Linked DNA regions of Homo sapiens: region 1 is linked to region 2. The links are chromatin loops, found by intact Hi-C in ENCODE. Cell type or tissue: A673. All regions are shown on one strand. Each heading gives the region's core, and the rest is flanking DNA. Links, peaks and the distances in the headings are about the cores only. Region 1 has its middle 140 kb from the start of PODXL. Region 2 has its middle 210 kb from the start of PLXNA4-AS2.

Evidence for each region. Peaks named below come from ENCODE experiments on the same cell type or tissue, not always from the same donor. Only the 100,000 strongest peaks of a DNase experiment are listed, where the experiment ranks them.
Region 1: it touches region 2 in a loop (13-fold over the local background); 25 of 110 quality-filtered maps call a loop at or near these places.

Annotation. Positions count from the first base shown.
Region 1 is chr7:131,691,102-131,694,019 of GRCh38, reverse strand. No RefSeq gene overlaps it. Among named protein-coding and RNA genes, the nearest start is that of PODXL, 140 kb to the right of the region's middle. In A673, for the core only: a CTCF peak has its summit at 1,781 (motif pointing left); a DNase peak (open chromatin) is centred at 1,769.
Region 2 is chr7:132,048,555-132,051,472 of GRCh38, reverse strand. No RefSeq gene overlaps it. Among named protein-coding and RNA genes, the nearest start is that of PLXNA4-AS2, 210 kb to the left of the region's middle. In A673, for the core only: CTCF peaks have their summits at 1,349 and 1,556 (motif pointing right); a DNase peak (open chromatin) is centred at 1,562; H3K27me3 peaks cover 966 bases.

The DNA of each region.
Region 1 (2,918 bases), core at 279-2,778, 360 kb after region 2:
CTCTGTCCAGCTCTGCCCTCTTCTTCCCCAGCTCTGCCACAGCTCTGCTCCCAGTCAGTTCTGCTTTGCCACATGCCCCACTCGGCCCCCAGTGCTGGTCCTCTGTCCTCTGGCTCCATCGTACTCTCCCCTGTCTGTCCCCACATGTGGACCCACCAATGGTTCTCTTTAGGAGGGAGGAGGGGCTGGGTGCGGTGGCTCACACCTGTAATCCCAGCATTTTGGGAGGCCAAGGCGGGCAGATTACCTGAAGTCAGGAGGTTCAAGACCAGCCTGGCCAACATGGTGAAACCCCGTCTCTAACTAAAAATACAAAAAAATATTAGCCAGGCATTGTGGTGGGCACCTGTAATACCTGCTACTCGGGAGGCTGAGGCAGGAGAATCACTTGAACCTGGAAGGCAGAGGTTGGGGTGAGCCGAGATGGCACTCCAGCCTGGGTGACAGAGTGAAACTCCATCTCCAAACATAATAAATAAATAATAAAATGGGAGGGAGGAGTGAGACTATTCCTAGAGCCCAGAAACACCCCCTCCCTAACTGAGGGAGAGAGAATACACACCTGGTATGTAGTAGAGGCTCGATAATGTGTGATAAACCAGTGAGTGAATGAATGAACACTGCAGAATGAATAATTAAATAACAGTACGCCTGGAAAGCTCAGGAGTGCAGAGAACAGAACCCTGACATCCTCACCACAGGATCTTCTGCAGCATGGAGTACTTCTCAGGTGCGAGCAAATACTGTGTTCAATCCCTGCTTTCTGGGGAGAGGGAGCTTGCGAGAGAGGCCCTGCATCACCCAGGAAAGCAGGGTGACCTCCAAGGCACAGGACAGGGCTGGCCATTGTTTCAGATGGCAGAGAGGACAATGGTGCTGAGGGGCTCCACCCCACCTTGAGGCCCCCCCTCAAAAACTCCCTCTAGGCAAAAAACAATAACAGAAACTCTAGATGCAGGTGAGTTGATCTTTCCTCAAGGGGTTGCAAGTCCCTAGAGACCCTGGGCCAAGCCCTTTGTGGTTGCAGGCACCGTCCTGCAACATCATCCTGCAATGCTGCCAGATGCTGAGTGGCAGGACCCATCACTATGAGTGGAACCTGGCACCTGCCTCCAGTCTCAATTCAGTGGCGCTGACAGCCATGTCCTGAGGGGCCCAGGAATCCAGAAAGGGGAAATGGCTGAGCCCAGTGCAGGGGCTTCCAAAAGCTAGAGCAGCTGGGAGCCGGGGTTCATGTCAGGAGTTTGAGTGCGGTCGGAGGGGGCTGAAGAGACAATGGTGGGGGCACAGAGGACAGCCCCTCTGGTCCATGCAAGGTCAAGAGGGGCCTGGGTGGAGGCTGAGAGCCTGCCTCAAGGCCCGCTGGGTGGGTGTGCCCTTGTCATTGTTACTACCCGGGCTCAGCAGGATACCCTAGAGGACCTGGCCAGTGGAATCCATCCCATCCTCTGCGTTCATCTGAGCCACACCCACGGTCCCCCCCACCGTGTGTTACACAAGCAGCCCCTGAAGGCCACCTTGGCCTCCCCATTAGCGTCACCAGGACAACTCCCCCTCTCAACCCCTGCTGCCCAAAGGAAATCAGCACGTGTTTCCAGGCCTGGCCCCCACGGTGGCCCTGCCGCATCAGGCCCTCTGCTCATCGAGCGCGCACACGCGGCACAAGTCATTAAGACATTCTCGACCTGCGACCGGCAGGCACACACCCACTCACAGAGGTGGCCTCATCGGAGCCCAGGGCCGTGGCCGGGAAGCGCCGGGAGGGTCCCAGGGATGCGGTGCTACTGCCCCCTGCTGGCAGCTTCTGGAACACCGCGGGCTGATGACAAGACAGAATACGCAGAAAGGCCTCCTCCCTTCCTCCACACAGCTTTACAACAGGGAACATTCAGGGGTGCGGCCCTCAGTGGGGACGTGGAACTGGCTGCGGCCAGAATAACTCCCAGTTTGCAGAGAGGGAACGGGCAGCACAGAAAAGGAGAGCAGGGGGAGGAGGGTGAGAGATGGGAGCTCGCAAGCCAGCCTGAAGAGTAAGTGTATACACGCCCCTGCCATCTGCACTGCCCTTCCCAGGTTACAGAGCACGTTCATGTTCACTGAACATCACAGCTCTTCCAGACGACCCTGAAAGGCAGGGGCAGGGCAGGTAGGGTTCCTTCTGTTTTTCCAGTGAGATCATGGAAGCCCAAGGAGCTGGTATCCCTCAACTACAGTGGCACAACCAGGTGCTGGGCTGCACCCAGCATAATGTCTGCCTCTGCTCTGATGTGTGATATTGAACAAGTGTTTCTGGGCCCCTGTGGTGGCCCCAGAGCATGAGAATTTGTTCTGACAAAAACTTCCTCTACCCCCAGAGCCAGACCCAACCTGTTGCCTGGTGACAGGCAGGTGTGGGCGGGGAGAGGCTGGGTCTAACAGTGGTCTGTATTCTCCATAACAGACTGGAAGGCACATTAAGTAGAGATAAGCAGAGGTCTGAGAAAACGTAAGTATTGTAGAGCACAGAGGTCCCGCCCCAGCGTAGCAGCTAGACAGCCCCTAGGATGCTGAGATGCTGGGCTAGCCCCCACAGCAAGGCTGGAGTTCGGATGGTTGATCATTTAACCTTGTGCTCCTGTTGCTTTCCAAGTGTCCGGGAAGAGCCAAGGTCCATAGATAAAAGCAGCCACAGCCGGGCACAGTGGCTCACGGGGAGGCCAATGCAGGTGGATCACCTGAAGTCAGGAGTTCCAGAGCAGCCTGGCCAACATGGCGAAACCCCGTCTCTAATAAAAATACAAAAATTAGCCGGGCATGGTGGTGGATGCCTGTAATCCCAGCTACTCTGGAGGCTGAAGCAGGAGAATCGCTTGAACCCAGGAGGTAGAGGTTGCAGTAAGCCAAGATCACACCACTGCACTGCAGCCTGGGTGACAGAG
Region 2 (2,918 bases), core at 224-2,723:
AGCCGAGCGATCAGAACTCCAGCTGCTGAAAAGAGCAAAGCCACAGAATAAGGAGCTGAAGCTGGCAGATGCCCATAGGACAGGAGGGGTCAGCTGAGCATGGTGGTGCATGCCTGTAGTCTCAGCTACTAAGGAAACTGAAGTGAAAGGATTGGTTGAGCCCAGGAGATTGAGGCTGCAGTGAGCTATGATGGCACCACTGCACTCCAGCCTGGGTGACAGAGAAAGACCTTGTCTTTGAGGAAAAAAATTAAAAATTGAAGATTGAAGCGTATGAGGTTTTACCCTCCCTGCAAGCTAACCAGTTAACCTGCCACAATTTCATGGGTGCTAGCAGAAGACTCAAGGTATTCTAGGTGAGGGACAAAGGTCTCTCTTATTAATAGCAATAGCCAGGATGTCACCATTTGCACCAGGTCCCCAAGGCTCAATTTCCACAGGAATAAAGAGGGCTATGTGACACCCACACAATCAGTGGATTGAGTCACAGAAGAAAGCCCTGACAACTGGGAAACTCGAATCAATTTCTATCGGGCAATTATTAGCCGATTGTAATCCATTCTAAACCTGCCTGACCTTTGTCCTAGAGGGAGACATAATCGTTATACTGGACAGTAAATCAGCCTCCCCCTTTGCAGTGCAAAGAAAAACTATATCTTCCAAAGGTGTTTCCTATATAAAAATCACTCAAAAGATATTTCAGAACAAAAGTAATCAGTACCTCTGCGCACAAGATGTACAGAAAAACAAGACATCAGATGAGAACCATCTCCCAATAATGGTTACACAGTGCATGGCTTCAGTGAAAACTTCTACTACCAGTAATGTCAATAAGTAATTTTGGGGAACTGACAGTATGAGCAGACAGAAGGTAAAATATCACTGGGCTGGGTATATGAATATAAAAATCAAACATACGCTTATAGGTGCAGTGGTTCCCCTTGGTGTCTATAACCAGACAATACAGTAACAATTATGCTCACCAGGAAGGATAGGTCAGATAAACCTTTCAAGCGTTGCATTTGATCATAGAGCATCTACACTATATCACTTGATATGGCCCCACGGACCACTGGGGCTGTATTGATTTTTTTCCAATATCTTTTCTCTTCATTCTTCAGATTACATCATTTCTGTTTATTTATCTTCAAGTTCAATAACTTTTTCTTTTCTCATTCCAATCGACTGCTAAGCCCATCCAGTGAATTCTCTAAATCAGATCTTCTTTTTTAGTTCTAGCATTTCTATTTTGTTCTTTTTTTTTTTCCTTTTTCATTTCTCTGCAGCAATTCCTCATCTGTTCATTAGAATCATATTTGACTTCAAGTTCTTACACATTTTGCATTTACTGTGTTGGGTTATTTCTCTATGGACTTCTTTTTCTCTTGGCTGTGGGTTATATTTTCCTGTTTCTTCCATGTCTGATAGTTTTTTATTCTGTGCCGGGCATTGAGAGTGATACGTTGCAGAATCTTGGATTCTTCTTTCTCTGAAGAGTGTTATTTTCATTCCAGCAGTGACTTCAATTGACTGGACTCAAACTCCAAATCCTGTCTCTCCTGCAGGGGGCAGCACCAGAAATCTCTGCTCAGTTCTTTCAACCTTCCAGTTGCACTTTTTGCTGGGGTCCTTGGTGCCAAATTCAGGGGTCCTCCAAGAATTTGGTCAAAGTTTATATGTAGATTTTGGGGCTCCTTCTTCTCTGGACCCCTTCTCTGAGATTTCCACCATGACTTTGTAGTTGTTCTGGCTACCGTGAACTCTGTCTCCTGATGCTGCAAGCGGTGCTTCTCAGCTTCTGCCAGGACTCCAGCTCTATGTCAGGTTGAGTGCCTGGGAGTGGCCTAGGGACTAAGCCATAAACGTGAATCTCTCCCTGCACAGTTCCCTACTTTCAAGAGTCAATTCCCCTCTAACCATGCCTGTCTTTGATCCTTCTCCAGCTCCTTCAAATTGTTGTTTTTTTAATATTTTAACTCGTACACGAGTTAGTCTACTAAAAGCGGTTTTACCACTACAGGGAAGTGGAATCATTCCTTATAGTGCTTTCGAATCCATTTCTTTCTACACTGTACTGTTAAAATGCTATACATTATTCCATCATATTGGCCATTATATCAAACAAAACTTATGTAACACTTAACTATTGGTAGACATTTAAGATGTTTCCAGCTTTTGATATAATAAAATTTGTGGTTTCCAGAGTCAGGAGTTTCCACTGCAGGAATTACACAAGATAATTCCTTTTGTTTGCTGGGAAACATACATATTAGTATGTCTTTTTGTTTCTACTTAACTCAACTTTTAACATATCTATTTCATATGTTTACAAGTTCTATATTATTATGATGCTACGCGTAAGTAATTTATTAAAAATATATAGATAGATTAGCGTACATGCTTAATTTTACTTAGTTGTTTTTTACTGATAGGGATATATGACTTTAAAGTCTGGAGGGTACTATTATGAATAATGCTTTAATGAGTATATATATATTTGGCATAATACTTATTATTTACTCAAGAAATTTACTCAGAAGTAGAATTGCTAGATCAAAATATGCGCATATTTTTAAAATTTCTGATTCATAGCATCAATATTTCAACTAATTCTCCAGAAGGGCTGTACCAATGCACCCTCAAAGCTGCAGAATGTGAGCGTATACTCTCACATCCATAATCTGCTAACACTGACTATAGTTAGTGGAGTTTTTAATCCCATATTTAAAAGTTTTATAGATGAATAACAATATTTTGGTTTAATGAGAATATCCTCCTCTACGCATGGAGTTGAACATTTTTCATATAGTAACCATGTTAAATTTCCTTTTAAATTGCCTGTTTATTTCCTTTGCTTTGTTCTATTAAAATAATTCATCTTTTATTTAAAAATTAATTTAGGAGCTCTTTCTATAGTA